2 separate regions of the Mus musculus genome follow, and region 2 is linked to region 1. The links are chromatin loops, found by intact Hi-C in ENCODE. Cell type or tissue: heart. All regions are shown on one strand. Each heading gives the region's core, and the rest is flanking DNA. Links, peaks and the distances in the headings are about the cores only.

Region 1 (7,751 bases), core at 2,432-6,431:
ATGTATTGTTCCATTTAGGTACATTGCCTACAGCTCTGTGTGTGTGTGTGTGTGTGTGTGTGTGTGTGTGTGTGTGTGTGTGTGTGTGTGATAGGATTATAGATAAAACTAAGATAGTATGCATTTCCTAGGCTTGTCTGCTGAAAAGGGCTATAAAATGACAGTTCAATCAGAATGAGCATGCCAAGCATCCACACCTTGGTTTCTAAATACCTCTATTTTGTTAAAAGAATAGACTCATTGGTGAACTGGCTCATTCCTAAATTAGAAGAAGGAAAGGAGATGACCATTTTATGATGCTAGTAATAGAGGAAATGCTCAAAGCTGATGGAAACACATTGAAGGATATAGAAACAGCTGTGAATAGACTCCTGGTCTGTATATATTTATAATAATTTCAGTAAATACTTGTAATAAAATAATAATTTATTATAAATAAAAATAAAGAAAATATTTATTTTTGTTACATATCGAATAAATAATTATATAGTAAATTTAAAACAGTGAAAATGTATTATAGTAAAATTTGATATTTTATGTAGAAATTTTTTGAAAATTGAAAGCACCTTTGGCAAATTTAACTACAACAATCACTAATGCCAGAAACATTAACAGATGCTAGAATTTCTGAAGAAACTATCATGAGATATAGATTATTTGGCTTCCTAGACTCTCTCCCAATATCACCCTGTACAGTCTAATAAGATCAGCTTATTTATAAAGGAAAGAAAACGACTTTGTAGTGGACAAATTTGGCAGACACTATTCTAACCAATTTGTCAAGGGTAATTCAAGGTAAAAAGAGTATCATATCTTGCAAACAGCAAGAGTCAAGTAAAAACACGGAAAATTATGCACTGTTAAAAAAATAATACGATGGGTACATACAGAAATATATACATAATACTGTAGACACAGAGCTGGGGGTGGGGGTATATTGTAAAGATTTCGGATAGTGGGTGCAATGTCCTGAATTTGATTATTAAAACTACAAAATAATATATATATAAAGATAGATAGATGGTTGAGTGAACAAAACAACATATGAAGGTGTAGGAAAGTTAGTAAAAAACAACAAAGTGAATTGATCATTTTTGACAAGACTGTACCACCATATATTTCCTATTTATGACAACAGGCATATTTCTGGACATTTCTGCATACTTCAAACTAACTGAGGAAGCTTAAAAGAAACATAGGTCAATTATTTTCATGGAAAAATCATCTATCAGAAGTTGTAGGTGTTTTATAAATCTAAATTTTATTGAGATTACATAAAATCATTTAACCTGTGATTGCTTTTAGATTGCATTTAAACTATCTCAGTCTGCATAGACATAGAGATCAAATTAATCTTTAAAAAGTAAATTTATTTACATTATGCTATACTACTTTACATAAAATAAGCAGTAATAGAAGCAAACCCCATTATCACCAACACTGCATCTTCTGTGTCTAAAAAAATGTAATATAGATTCATATATATGTTAACATAGCATAATTCTATAGATTACATGCAAAGGAGACAATATAAGGGACTTAGGGGCAAACTCTGAATTTGAAATTCACAACCTATGTGATTTTTAGCAAGTTGCTTAACCTCTGTTTTATAGTTTTCTCATCTAGTAAGTAGCTTTTAATGCGCGCGCGCGCGCGCACACACACACACACACACACACACACACAAATACATTAGTACTCTCTTAAGAAAACAAATCACAGAGCAAATTCAGTACACTTGGAACCTTGGGTTCAATCCCTAGCATCACATAAAGGACTAAATATCAAAATTTGTCTTACTATCCTAACATAGTACTTAGCACATAATAAACACTGAACAATGTAAACACAAACAATAATGAAAGCAAGATGAGCATTTTTTCTATAGAATAGAACATTTCATAGAAAAAAAATGGCCAAAAGCCTTGCTATTACCCTTGACAAGTTCTTATAAATGGTCACAAGGTACACAGTATGGTTTAAATTGTAGAAATAATACTATAACTTCCAAGAAAAACAAAAATAACTTACAAACATTTGTATGGTAGAAGTAGTATAATTCTCCATATTATTTATAGACATATCATTAAATCTACAAGCTTATCTCTTTGACAGAGTTTGTATAGCCATAGTCACCTTAACATTTAAAAATATGATTTTTTTCTATCACTAAAAATGATCCTTACAGACTAAAGTTACCCTGTTTTCTTGCTGCTGACCATTCAATACCTGGGTTATTGTATTCTACCTAATAAACATTCTACCTTAAAAAGAAAGTTCACATATTTTTGTTATCTAAATTTGGCATGACTCCAGAGATAGTAAAGTCATATAACTATGAAAAAGTAAATTAATTTAAGAAGTAATGTTCTTCCTGATATAAAAGCCTCAATATTAGAAGACATTGGTGAAAAACTAAGCCAAGTACAGCCAAGTTTCACTCTGGAGAAGGTGACCAATACCCCCAGCACAAGTATGGAGAGCAGATACCATTCATATTTTTGAGATGATTAAAACTTTCATTTAACTAGGGCATTTATTTGTGAGGAAGGAACAACAAACCCCTAGATTTAAAAGAGGAACAAAATTCTAACCATAGGAAAGTGTGAACTAAAAAGTCCTTTCAAAACTGTATAGGAGGGGGAAATCCCAATTACTTCACAAACACTTGTTACTTTAAGAATACGAAAGTAAGCTTGCACATAAGTTTTGTCAATAAAAAAAAATCTTATTTTTAATATAAATGAATTTCAACTGGCATGCAGTGTTGTTATACACACAAGTATAAATGGTAACTAAGAGGAAGGATTGCTTCAGAAGTCATCCACAAAGTTTTTGCCCATAGGGCAAATGCTATAAACAAAAGGCACTAAGATGAGCTTCAAATGAACTATTTTCTATAGCCCAATTATAATTTATTCTAACCATCTTTAGCCATATTGACTGCGGAAACCATACCCCATCAAAAATGCTCTGCACCAAAAGAACATTATTAAGTCGTATATCTACTTTGATGGAGGAAAATGATGGTATGCATAACTAAAACATTTTAGATGTGCAAGTTTTCCCACAGATTTTCTATCATAATTATGTTGTGATTACAATAACATCAAAGTTACTTTTTGTAACAGCAGTATACACAGTTTTTCTAGCATATACAGAGGGCAATGTGATCTGAGGTGTGCTGAGTCCAAAAGGAAGCTAACTTTGATGTAGACCCAGATGTCTGTAATATTGTAGCTGCGTCTAAAGGATTGATAGTCACTCCACCATGTGAAGGCCTAAGCTATGATGCCATATTTAAGTGGTTTTAAACATCCATTCTGTGTACTCAAATATAATACTTAAATAATTTGTCACACATTTAGTTGTTCACAGTTTATATGAAATTAAGTAGGGTAGACTTCAAACTGGAGAATATTTTCTGCAGCAAAGCCCTTCATTCCTTTGCATTTACCTCTTATCTCCAGAAGGAGAGTGGGTGTTGGGACTACCCAGATTTCCTGCTCAGGAACAGGCTGTGGTATCCAGTCTACATTCCTAAAGGCAAGTGGAACTTTTTGCTCTGTCATTTCGTGTGAGCATCCTCCCCCACTCTTCTAACCCATAGAGCTCATTCCCATTGGAAAACTGAGACTTCTTGTCCTTTAAATGGGTGAAAGGCAAACTCTCAAGTTGTTCAGGTGCCTTTATGAGTTTAAAAAGTGCAAGCCAACAGAAACCCATAACTTTTTTTTTTTAATGTGCAAAACTCCTGAAGCATAAGACTATGTATGCTTCTTTACTTCGTCCTGGTTGATAGGTTATTTTATCTTTTGTAAAAGAATGATGTCAACAGGTCAGAAAACAGGGCAGAACTTTACAAACCTGGGGTGGGGGGTGGGTTCATGTGGCTTAAGAAAAGAGCATATGCCAAGAGAAGAACTCCATCAAGGCTATTACCACACTGACCACAGTTCAATTTTAGAGGAACCAAATTTTAAACTATAAACCAAGGTTAAATCGTGCTTGGGCTGGGTCCAAGTAGTGAAAGAAGCTAGCTGGTAGACAGCTACCCTGGGTGGGGGATAGAGAGGAAGAAAAGTTTTAAATATCCTCCAGAGCCCAGTGACCCATTAATGTGCCTCCCACACCCTCTGCCCACTCTTGCCCCAGAAGAGGTAGCTACAGAGAAGTAAGCGGCCCTGTTTTTAAACACTTGGAATTTTCCCTCAGACCAGAGTTGGGAATTATATTTCTTTCTACTTAAAGCCAATTTTGACTTCCCTGGCCAAGGTCAAAGAGTAGGGAAGGTAAAGGCTCCAGTGGTTTCTGTTGGAGCGAGCAGTGATGGGGCGGGAGGGAGGACTTACCGCAGCCTCTGCGGGCTGCCCCCACAGACACAGGGCCAGTAAGAACCAGCCGGCAGCCAGGCACACTCCACGCACTTGCATTCTTCTCTGGCTCCCGCAGCTCCGTCAGCACCCGCAGGGAATCCCAGGTCCCTTCAGACCGATTGACATAATCTTGAAGGGTTATTGAGAAGAGAGCTAGAAAGGGGACAGTGAGTGTCCCGGTTATGCTGGTGCACTTGGGGGAAGAGATTTATAAGAGGGAAGCGATTAAAATAAGAGAGAGAGAGGGAGAGCAAGAACAAGAAAAGAAAGCTGTTCTTCCCTCCCCCCTCCCCTCCCCAAAGCCGATCTCTCAGGAGCACTTTGCCTTCTGTTGGGACTTGCAAACTTTCCTCACTCAACGTCCTACAAATCTACTTTCCTCGCTCTCTTCCCTGCACCGCCCCCTCCCCGCTGGCGCTGGGGAATTTGCGTATCACTCCGCCAGTGCTTCCCACTGCACCGGCAACCTGCGAGGGAGTGACGCTCAGTTATTTGAGGGAGGGAAACTTCAAGACAAGTTGACTGAACCCCACAAGTCCAACCAAAAAGATTTCTCGTTTGTTCATTGGCAGCTTCTCTTAACAGTACTCTTGCCTGCCAGTCCAGCTTTCCCTCAGATGTCTGCATCAAAGCCATTGACAAACAGACCTGAGCTGGGACTATTTTTTCCAGCGGATGGATTTCAGAGTGTGGTGCTTTTTATTGTTAATCATTAGAAACAAAGTTTTCGCCTCTGCTCCATGGGCTGCTGGCCTTTGCCTTTCAAGTGTTGGTAGGACAGTTTCTATATACAAACAGAAAATGAGAAAATATTAGATATACGTATATAAAGTAAGACAATGAACATATGTATTTGTGAATACCTAATGTATGTAACAACATATGCCATATAGGATGCATTAAGTAGGTTAATAATGTTAAAAGGTTAAATGTTATTGTAACTTACTTACTGTTTCTATTTACATGTATTGAGTACCATAAATAATATTTGTCACTTATATCAAGCTAAGGTAAAAGGTAGTGGCTGCCATCATTCTATTTCAGAAGGACCTGTGGCAAGCAATTATATAACATTAGCATAATTCCTTACAACTAAAACAAGCATCTCATTTAAAATGTCTATATGGAGTCAATAGTAGTTGAATTTGTGTCTCCTAGATGAAGTAGGCATGCATATCGCTTTGATAACTTGTAGACACTTTTAAGAACCAAAAGACCAAAAATATACACGATGTGGACTCCTTGGAGTGTCTTTCAGGAATTTGCTAAAGAATTCTTCTGAACATTTCTATTCTCAGTCTGGGATAAACTGCATTCTTTATATTTTGAATCCGTTTTATAAGGACCAATTCCTCCTCAGTTTTACTGGGTTTAGAGATTAGGCTTACAACTCCAGAGATTCCCTCCTCATCTTTCTAAAAGTTTAGTGAAAAAATAGGAAGTTAGAATAAGAGTCTGCACACTTGGGCCCTTGTGCAAGGTCTCTTTCAGGACTATCTGCCTATGTAGTAGTAGTGCACCCAAGTCTATTTTACTTTATGGAAATATATAATGCCTACTTGCATAGATTCTTGTGTATAGGTCTCTAGAGACCTGTGCATGAAACTTTGGAACGGTTATGTGCAGAGGTGCTTGAAATTGAGAAAGAGAAGCAGCTTCCCAAGGTAGGGGGAGGTGATTGACAGCAGGCAGCCCCGCCCCGTCCCCCTCCATTCCTTCCTCCCTGGGCTCATGGAACTATCTCCTGAGTGCTAGAAGTTGTAGCGGGCACCACTGCGTGTGTTTTCCTTTGGGGCACTTTTTTTTTCTAGCGGCTGATTTTAGTTTCTTCCAAATTAAGCCACTTCGCCCCCCTTCCCCACACTGTCCTGAATAAGGAACAAACTGCCAAGCATCAACGGAGCCCAGATGAGCCCGCGCCGCGGAGCAGCTTAGCAGTCTCCTGGGACCCAGCTCCGGAGCAGCCACAAGCATGCACCCTGGGTGAGCTGCTGCTGCTCAGAATCCCCCTCCTCTTTCCAACTTTGGACTGCTTTCCCAAGCCAGGACTATACTTGCACTTCTGTCACTGCGGAAAAAGTGGGAGTAGGCATCAAAAGGGAGCCCGGGGGAACACTTTCTCACTCAGGACCCTGTAGTCCAGAGAGCCCATGTTTCTCACCCTCCCTCTCCTTTCAGATTGTGGCTGTTCCTGGTTTCCTTATGCTTGACCAAAGAACTGGCAGAATCGGTAAGGCTTCAAAAGACCCCCTTTTTCCCCCTCTTCCTCTTGTGTTTCTGTTGGGGGTAACAGAGGGTTGCACCAAATGGAGCCTTTCTAATAGGACTTAATGGGGTTCCTGGAGAGGAATAGCAAGTATAACATTAGCCTAATGCTCTCCGGACTCAGCATTTTTCTTGTCCTAAAACATCCCTGTAGGTTTAGAGAACAAAAATTAGAGGTAGACAATGCAAGGTGCACACATTTGTGAATGTCTTCAGGACAATTTCAGGTGACTGGCCTCTGATGCCCTTTTTTGCACCAATAGGCAGACCTGCAAAGCTGAAGAAACATAGCTTTCCCTAACTGTAAGAAGGTGGATTGACGCATAAAGTTTGAGAGTGGAAAGAGAGTATAAAGGACTGAGATTTGAATGTAGCAGCAGTAAGATGGAAAGTAAAGTTTATAATTTGTTTGTAGGTCCTTTCATACATCAAAAAGTTTAATGCTTAGAAATGCAGATAAGCTTTCTAAAACTTAACCTTTTGTAGACTGTTTGGTATTATCTATGAACTCATAGAGACTCCAGGCAAAGGAATTCGGGCTAAGAGAAGTTTAATGGAACTCAGAAAGTAGAGAACCATCTACTGCAATTAGTAGGATAATTTCACAAAGGTGACGTGACTAACTGATCAGATATGCTATGTTTCCAGTTCAGCTAGTTAGTTATCTGGCAAAAATAAACTTAGCTTGTAGGTTCAAATACTACATTGTTTAAAAAACAACCTCTTTATAAAAGTCCAAGTCACAATACAATCAATAAATACACATTTTGAATTGTTTATTTTGTGGATTGTAATTATTTTAACTGATTGGCTCTTTTAAAGTGTCTTAAATACAATTTTAGAGCCATGCTTATTTCAGTCAGTAAGGTCACCAATACACTTTGTCCTAACATAAAGTCTGGAAAAACAAACAAACAGGGAAGTGAAATGATTTCTTATAAACAAAGAAAAATACTGGAAGACTGAATTCAAAAATTGTGTGACCCTTTACCTCTGAATTTCAGCTCTTAAATATGTGTCTGCTAAGCTTTGAATGAAGAAATATTGATCTCAGATTCTTGTTCACTTTTCTACCCTATTCTTCCACTATGTAAGCTTACATGTGAGTTT
Region 2 (7,751 bases), core at 1,591-5,590, 170 kb after region 1:
TTTTTTGGCATTAAATCCCCTTTGAGAAAAGCATTCATGTCATTTTCCATCTTTAAGAATTAGCAGTGGTTCCCAGTTGTCATCAAATAGCAAAACTCTACTTGGCCTGGAGTATACATAGCATGTGTAGGAGTGGCACAATGTCAGCTAGTGTATGACCTGCATAACTGGACCACATCATCCTGGCAGAGAAATGTGATTGAGTAGAAGCCAGAGGCCCAAATTTAGTTGAGATAATGATCCACACACTACTGAGATTTAAGAGACTGGGAATAAGATCTCAAATAGGACTTAAGACAGATTATCCCTTTAAGATTTACATGGGTGCAGTAAGCAGTCAGGAGATCTGTTACTATTCATGCTAAGAGCAAAGAAACCCAAATTTGACTATCAATAGAAGCTATCTTTAAGTGCTTACTTACAATTAGTGAGGACTTGACTACTAATTGCTTCATCTACCCAGTATTTAGTTTGCTCAATTATTTAGTACTATATCTTTTTTATTTTAAAAAGGAAACTAAGGATCTATGCTGGAACATTGTAAAGCTAGGCTTCAATTCCTGATCGGTCTGATTCAAACATGTGTGCTCTCAACCATCGTAATACCTCCAAAACACAATGCTGATAGTAACTAAAGAGCATTCACTTGGCCACTGGGACACAAGAATAAAACTGTCTCAGCAATGAAACTGACTTGTAGTGAATGTCTCGCTTGTTGTCTACTGTGTGCTGGCAGCAATGAGCCAAGTGCATATTGAAACTTTCAGGGAAAGGCTAAGAAATTCTTGGAGTAGCATTGAAACAGACTGCTTCAGTGATTTGACTCAAGATTTGATTCTTTTGTTGCTGCTAACAGTTCACTTTGGCCTATAGAGCCATTCTGAAATTTTTGTCCTGATCACCCCCTACAGTCTAAATTTTCAGTAGTCCCAAACAGCATAATGGTTCCTAACATCCTACCTTTACATTCTGTATTTTCAATTCATCTCTAAAAGATGATATAGCATGCTGGAGTAGGTGGCCCTTCCTTCCACTGAAAACTCCCATTAAAACAAGTGACAGCCGGGTATGGTGGCACACGCCTTTAATCCCAGCACTTGGGAGGCATAGGCATGCAGATTTCTAAGTTTGAGGCCAGCCTGGTCTACAAAGTGAGTTCCAGGACAGCCAGGCCTATACAGAGAAACCCAGTCTTGAAAAACCATTTTTTAAAAAGTGGCAAGTCCTTTCAGAGATATTCCACTTTTCAAGATGAAGTTTTCTTTTTACAGAAATAGGACAAGCAAGAAATAGGTAAAGGAAGAGGATGGTATTAAGAGGCAGCCTCTGTTGAAAACTTCCTGGATCTCTTTGGAGTTTAAAGAAAGCTGGGGACCTTAGAATGTTTTCTGCTCTTTAGTAGTCAGTGGGAGGAACAAAGAATGGTGGCATAAACTGTTGCCCAATTTTTTTATAGTAAATGCAATGCGGGAAGTAATATCCAAAGAAGATGGATGGCTTCTTTGAGAAGTCAGACACAATGGTATCTGTGTTTCTGACCAAAGGTAGTGTACTATAGTTAAATTACATTGGAAGATACTTTAAAGTTAATTTCTAAGGCAAACAAATTGTTAGTGAATTATTTCCTCAATGTGTATTTCCTTGTTCATTGTGGGGGGCATCTTAGACACATTATAAAGGCAAGGCAGTACTGCAGAGGTCTCTTTTATAATCATTAGTAGTATCTAAATGTTTACCATGCAGTGTTTTAGATACAAAATTCAGGGTTGGAGTTTTAAGAGTACTTGCTACTCTTACAGAGGACCAGTTTGGTACTTAGCATTTATGTTGGGTTGCTCACAACTACTTGTTACTTCAGCTTCAGGGAATCAGACACTTTCCTTTGACCTCTACAGGCGCCTACACATGAGCAGTCTTGTGAATGCAAGAGAGAGAGAGAGGGAGAGGGAGAGGGAGAGGGAGAGGGAGAGGGAGAGGGAGAGGGAGAGGGAGAGGGAGAGGGAGAGGGAGAGGGAGAGGGAGAGGGAGAGGGAGAGGGAGAGGGAGAGGGAGAGGGAGAGGGAGAGGGAGAGGGAGAGGGGGAGAGAGATATAAATAGAAAGGGTGCAAGAATTTCCTAAAAGGGAACATTCTTTGCTATACTTTGGACTGGGGTTTAGTATCCAGAATATATAAAGAACTGCAAAAATTAAACACTCACTAAAAATTTAGTCCAATCAATAAATGGACTAAAGAACTAAATAGACATTTTTCAAAAGGATTATAACTGATTTTATATTGGCTGAGCACAGTGCACTGCCTACAAGTAACTCAACAGATTGGAGAGAGTCCTGTCCAAATGTCTCAGTTATTTTGAACCTCTTGCAGGCAGCTCAGCTGGCTTTTGCTTATTCCAGGCAACTAGTTTGTTCACTGAATCTCCTTTGCAGCCTGGCTTGTGTGAGAGTGAATCTCGACAGCCTTTCCTGTGCACTTTTGGGAGAGAAATCCTAATGAATCTGGTCAGTTTCAAGAACTTCCTGAAGCTCATTGTGAGTTGTTTACTTCTGTCTTAAAGAGCTTCCCTGCAGGATGGAATGTTTCAGTATCTGAAGTCACTGTTAAACAACAGAGCTAAGGTGTGGACAAAATGCACATAGCTTATTTTTAATACCAGCCATAAGAATGGGAGAAGTAAGTAGAAAGAATAGAAAGTAGTAAGTTAGGATATACATTTGGAATCCCACTGAAGCCTCCAAAATTTAGAACAATTACAGCTTCTCTCTCTCTCTCTCTCTCTCTCTCTCTCTCTCTCTCTCTCTCTCTAACACACACACACACACACACACACACACACACACACACACAAACACAAACACTAATCATCAAATCCAGGAAATACAACATTTACACAATACATAGAAAATCTGCATTCCAGTCTCAATTTTTCCCAGTGTCTCCAATGATATTCTAGTAGCTGTGTGTTTCATTTGTTTGTTGGTTTCTATAAGGTTGAATCCAATAAAAAAAATACTGGGCAATGCATTTAGTTTGTCAGTTTCTTTGATTTCCATTAATCTAGAAGCTTCTCTGATTCTACTTTTTTTTTTCATTTTCTCTTTCATAACATTGATATTTTTGTGAATCCTGGCCAGTATTTTGCAGATGTGTCTCAATTGGATTTGTATGATTATGCCTCATGAATACATTGTGATTAAAAAAATTACCACAATGTTTTGCTCTCATCAGGAGGAATAGAATATTATTTTTTGCCTACTGGTGGTAACGTTAGTCATTCATTAGGACTGTGTCCAACATATTTCTCTATTGCACTGATATCAGTAAAGCTTTTAATCTGTGTGAATATATCCTGTTCAGAAACAGGCTCTTTAGGCTGAAAGTATAAATTACTTGGTTCACTACAGAACCACGAGTTGAAAAGGCATTATCCCTAATTAAAAGAAAAAAATAGAACAGATTTATTTTAATCAAATAAGCTGTCATTAAGCTTCTTAGCCAAATTCAAGAGCTATTCACATGACAGAAGACTTTATCTATATAAAGTCCCTTATCCAAATTGTGAAACGTTTGTGGGTGATTTTGTTTCACTCCTTTTGGATGGCTCTTGCCATCATCTAAGTTAGTTGCCTTACACATGTGGTTTGATCAGTATACGTGCCTATATTGTTAGATCTGAGCCTAGTGCCTAAGCTACAGTAGAAGCTCAAAATCTGTGGAGCACATTTTTACCCAATTACAACTACTGTCATCATGAATGAGAATCTAATCACACTAAGTGGAAAGTATACTTGACTTTGTCAGCTGGCACCAGCTGTAATAAACTTGGCTGCTTTCAGACCGTGCTTCTCATGGGAAATGACAGAGCTTTCGGTTTTCATCCAGATCTTTGACCTTCTTCTTCAGGTGTTGGTCAAGTCTATAGTTGTCCTGAAATGGATAACTTCTTTATGTTGAAATTAGAAGCTGTCCTAAGTAAACCAAGGATCAACCCTATGCTTGTTAAGATTCAGTCTAAGCAGAAATGACAGAAAACTCTAAATTACAATGGGTTAAATAATAGAGTCATTTATTCCTCTCTGATGTAACATTTCTCACTTCTGGCCAAGATAAGATAACAAGAACCAGATTTACTCTCCTGCCGGAAACAAGGCGAAAACCAGACCAAATGAAAACAATAGCCCTCAGACATTGGAAATGAGGCAACAACAACAACATACCAGTGACCCCTGCAAAACAGGAAACACTGAAGGCAAGTTCTTTATGTTTTTAAAGCTTAATTCCTGGAGGGCTTCCAGGCAATAATATGTAGAAAGGATACCAAAGCAGAGTTTTACAGGTGAGGAGATGATCTGTGCTCCAAGTCCAGGAGGAACGTGGCAACTAGAATTTACACAGCCAAGTCCAGAAGAAGACAAGACTATGTAAAAGAACTTAAGATCGATAGCAAGTCTCCAGTGAATCTTTAGCAGAGTACTGATCAACATGTGTTTGTATGGAATCTAACATAGACCAAGAGGGAAAAACATCAAAAAGAAACAGTAATAATAATCACAGTTCTAAGATATGACATAAGGCTGAAAATAGTGCATCAATACCTAACCAGGGTGAAAAGGCTCCTTTTGCATAGAGCATCAGATAGAGTATTCAAAAGAGCTTGCCAAAATAGCCTTTGATTCATGGATACACCAGAGCTGGATAATAAAACAGGCCTGGAGTGACTCCCTTACAAAGTCCAAGGATATTTATAGAAATACAAACTGTCCAGCAACAATCAAGATAAAATTCACATCTGGCATCCCATGCAAAGTCATCAGGCATTTGAATAAGCTGGAAAATACTGATCACTAATGAGAAAAGTCATTCATTCAAAACTATCCTAGAAGTAACAGATGACAGAATCAGTAGCAAATTTTTAACAGTTAATGTAACTTTTTACATACGTTTAAACTCCTAGAGGAAAAACTGAATAAGTTAAGATATTTAGAAGATCTACATAGAACTCAGAAAGATGAAGAATGCAGTGTTGAGCTGCTTCTCAAGTCTACCTACACAGTTAAATGTTTGAATGACAGCTCTATTGACTCTTTATATTGTCTTACATCTCAATTTATGATTTTCAATTTGAGTCTACAGTTGTTGCTCTAGCTTCAACCAACAAAACTTCATTGAAAAAAAGCAAGAGACTAGTGGAAAATAAGAATGCCCCTCCATTTAAAGAAACTCATACATTTCATGGTTTAGATGTTTGCATACTATGACTGTAATAAAACACTGAGCAAAAACCAGCTTGGGGAGGAAAGGGTTTCATTACACAATTTTCAGGTTATGCTCTATCATGGAAGGAGTTCTGGTCAGACACTCATGGCAGAAATTGAACTAGAGGCTATATAGGAACAATTAATGGCTTCTTGCCCACAGCTTCCTCAACTTACCTTCATAAATCATCCAGAACCATGGGCCAAATGGTACTTCTGCACACAATGAACTGGACCGTCTCACATCAATTATCAATCAAAAAAATGACCCCATCAATTTGCCTCCACATGCTCTCATGGAAGCATTATCTCAAATGATGTTCCTTCTTCTCAAATAACTCTACCTTGTGTAAAGCTGACAAAGAACTAATTCAGATGGCATCAACTTTTGCTTGCATCACATAAGCCAAAACTTTAGTACCACTGACCCATTCTGAAAGTGAAGGAAAAAAATACAGTCTTATGTTGCCCTTACTGCAAGAACAAAGACCATTCCCAGCAACAAGAGTGTTGATTGTCTAGAAAATGTTAACATCACTCAAGAGCAACATGCAGTCATTTTAAGGGTCCCCAGAACTCTCTGGAGAGGTTGCAGTCAAATGAGACTTCTTAGTCTCCTTAGAAGAAGAAGAGACTGAGTTAACAAATAGTGGAGAAAATAGAAAGGAGTTGATAACTGTTCATACTCTCTGCAGTTACATAAAAAAAAAAAAAAAAAACATGGTCAGAGGTGTTACAATGAGATTCTGTTACAAGATGAGGACTTTTTACACTCAATTCCTCATCAATACCATTTTTTCACAGTAGAATGGATCCCTTGTTGAAATCCAAATGTCTTGGTTGAAAAACACATCTTCAGGGTTTGGATGAATACAGATGCTGCTTGTTAACGATCTTAAGTCCAAAATGATGAGTGAGTCCTTGAAAGACATGATATTGAACTTGTTTCAAATTCAGCTTCTTTGGTTTAGCAAGCCACAAAAGTTAAGAACAAGGTCATTGGAACATTTCAGGATAGTATTTGTTTCTAAAAGGGGAACTGTGCAGCTGGTTCATGAAGATCTCAGTTATCCAGCTACATAAAGAAGACAGTGGGTTGTTAGGCCAATTTGTGGTATTTTAATGATGCAATAAAAAAAAATCCTATTGCTTTGGGATACATTCGTAATCTCTGTAAACCGGTTGGCAAATAAAACAAATCAACCCAAGGAAAACATATAAAGGACCATTAAGACACCTCGTGGCATAAAGCTGTTAATCCCTTTGGCACACATGGCAGAAGGAGAGAACTGACTCCCTCAAGTTGTAGTAGTTGAACCTCCATATGCCCACCATGGTGGTTGTGCACATACATACATACATACATACATATTTTTATAAAGAATTGGTCTTAGTTCTGGGTGGCTACTGTTCCCAGCTAAAAGACCAGAGTTCTATCAGTTAGCAAAGAATAAAAGAGTAAGAATGAAGGGGAAAGAAGCCACAACTTGTCCAGTTGAAAGCCTTGTCACTGTTCTGGAGCAGTCCTTGTCTGAGGATGAATAATTATGACCCTTGTCTTTAAAATAATCTTAATAAGACTCCCCCTAGGTATTTTTAATATCTAGAGAATTTCAATCTATGTAATTTGTTTTCAAGGATTTGTTTTGATTCTAGGCCCCACACCTCTGCATATTTGGGGGTTTATCTCAAACAAACTGCCAGAGTTGTTCCATTTTCAGTCGGTGGCACCAAGCTAGAAGTGGAACTTGCACTTTGTTTAACTTCTAACTATATTTATCATTTCTAAGACACCAAGGTCATTCAGTGTGTTTACACCGTAGTCCTGGGTGGCTCACTTTCTTCCCTAATAAAGTCACTATCACATACATCTGAAGCCACCTTTCACAAGCCCCTTCATGTTTAATGCTGTTGAACTTCATTCCCTTCTTCCCATAGGTACAACTTTTTCTCTGAACTGTGTAACACCTATACCTACAACCTTCTTCTGGTTGTCCTTATAACTGATTGGACAAATTGAATAACCTGGTTGCTACAATTCATTGGATATTTGAACAGCTTTCACTATTTTACATGGTCTTTATTGCTCTCACCATGTCAAAGTAGGTACTGTTCTCTTTCTGAGATGATAAATGGTCATATAGCTGGACAATTTTTTTCCTCGAGCCAAAAAAAAATATTACTGAAAAAAATGCTGCACAAGACACATGTCATTGCTGGCTCACTAATGTTCCTGCAGAGCATTTTTCACTAGCTCTGTGTGATATCTTGAGAACACAAACCAAAAGCTCTGTAGGAAGTCAGGCCTGGGTGCTTTCCAGTTACTAATGGCTTTGATTGCTTTACAACCTTCCATTCAGACACTGCAGTGTGACATTTTCACTTTCCCTCATAAAAGCTCTCTCCTCCTGTAATCATATTGCTTCTGTGTGATTAGCATCCAAACCATCATTATTCTTTAGGCCAAGTCAGATTGAATCTGCAACTTAACATGCA

What was found. Hi-C counts contacts between places; a loop is a spot of excess contacts. Peaks named below come from ENCODE experiments on the same cell type or tissue, not always from the same donor. Only the 100,000 strongest peaks of a DNase experiment are listed, where the experiment ranks them.
Region 2: it touches region 1 in a loop (2.1-fold over the local background); 1 of 42 quality-filtered maps calls a loop at or near these places.

Annotation. Positions count from the first base shown.
Region 1 is chrX:141,472,417-141,480,167 of GRCm38, reverse strand. It overlaps Col4a6 (collagen, type IV, alpha 6), which reads left to right and starts at 6,092. Exons shown (of 45, transcript NM_053185.2): 1 at 6,092-6,359; 2 at 6,555-6,606. The coding sequence starts at 6,349. Col4a5 (collagen, type IV, alpha 5) reads right to left here and starts at 4,749. Exons shown (of 53, transcript NM_001163155.1): 1 at 4,353-4,749. The coding sequence starts at 4,433. In heart, for the core only: no CTCF peak of the experiment used is centred there; a DNase peak (open chromatin) is centred at 4,807; H3K4me3 peaks cover 3,207 bases; H3K27ac peaks cover 1,698 bases.
Region 2 is chrX:141,300,875-141,308,625 of GRCm38, reverse strand. The region is part of intron 3 of Col4a6 (collagen, type IV, alpha 6); the gene reads left to right. Among named protein-coding and RNA genes, the nearest start is that of Gm39539, 120 kb to the right of the region's middle. In heart, for the core only: no CTCF peak of the experiment used is centred there; no DNase peak of the experiment used is centred there.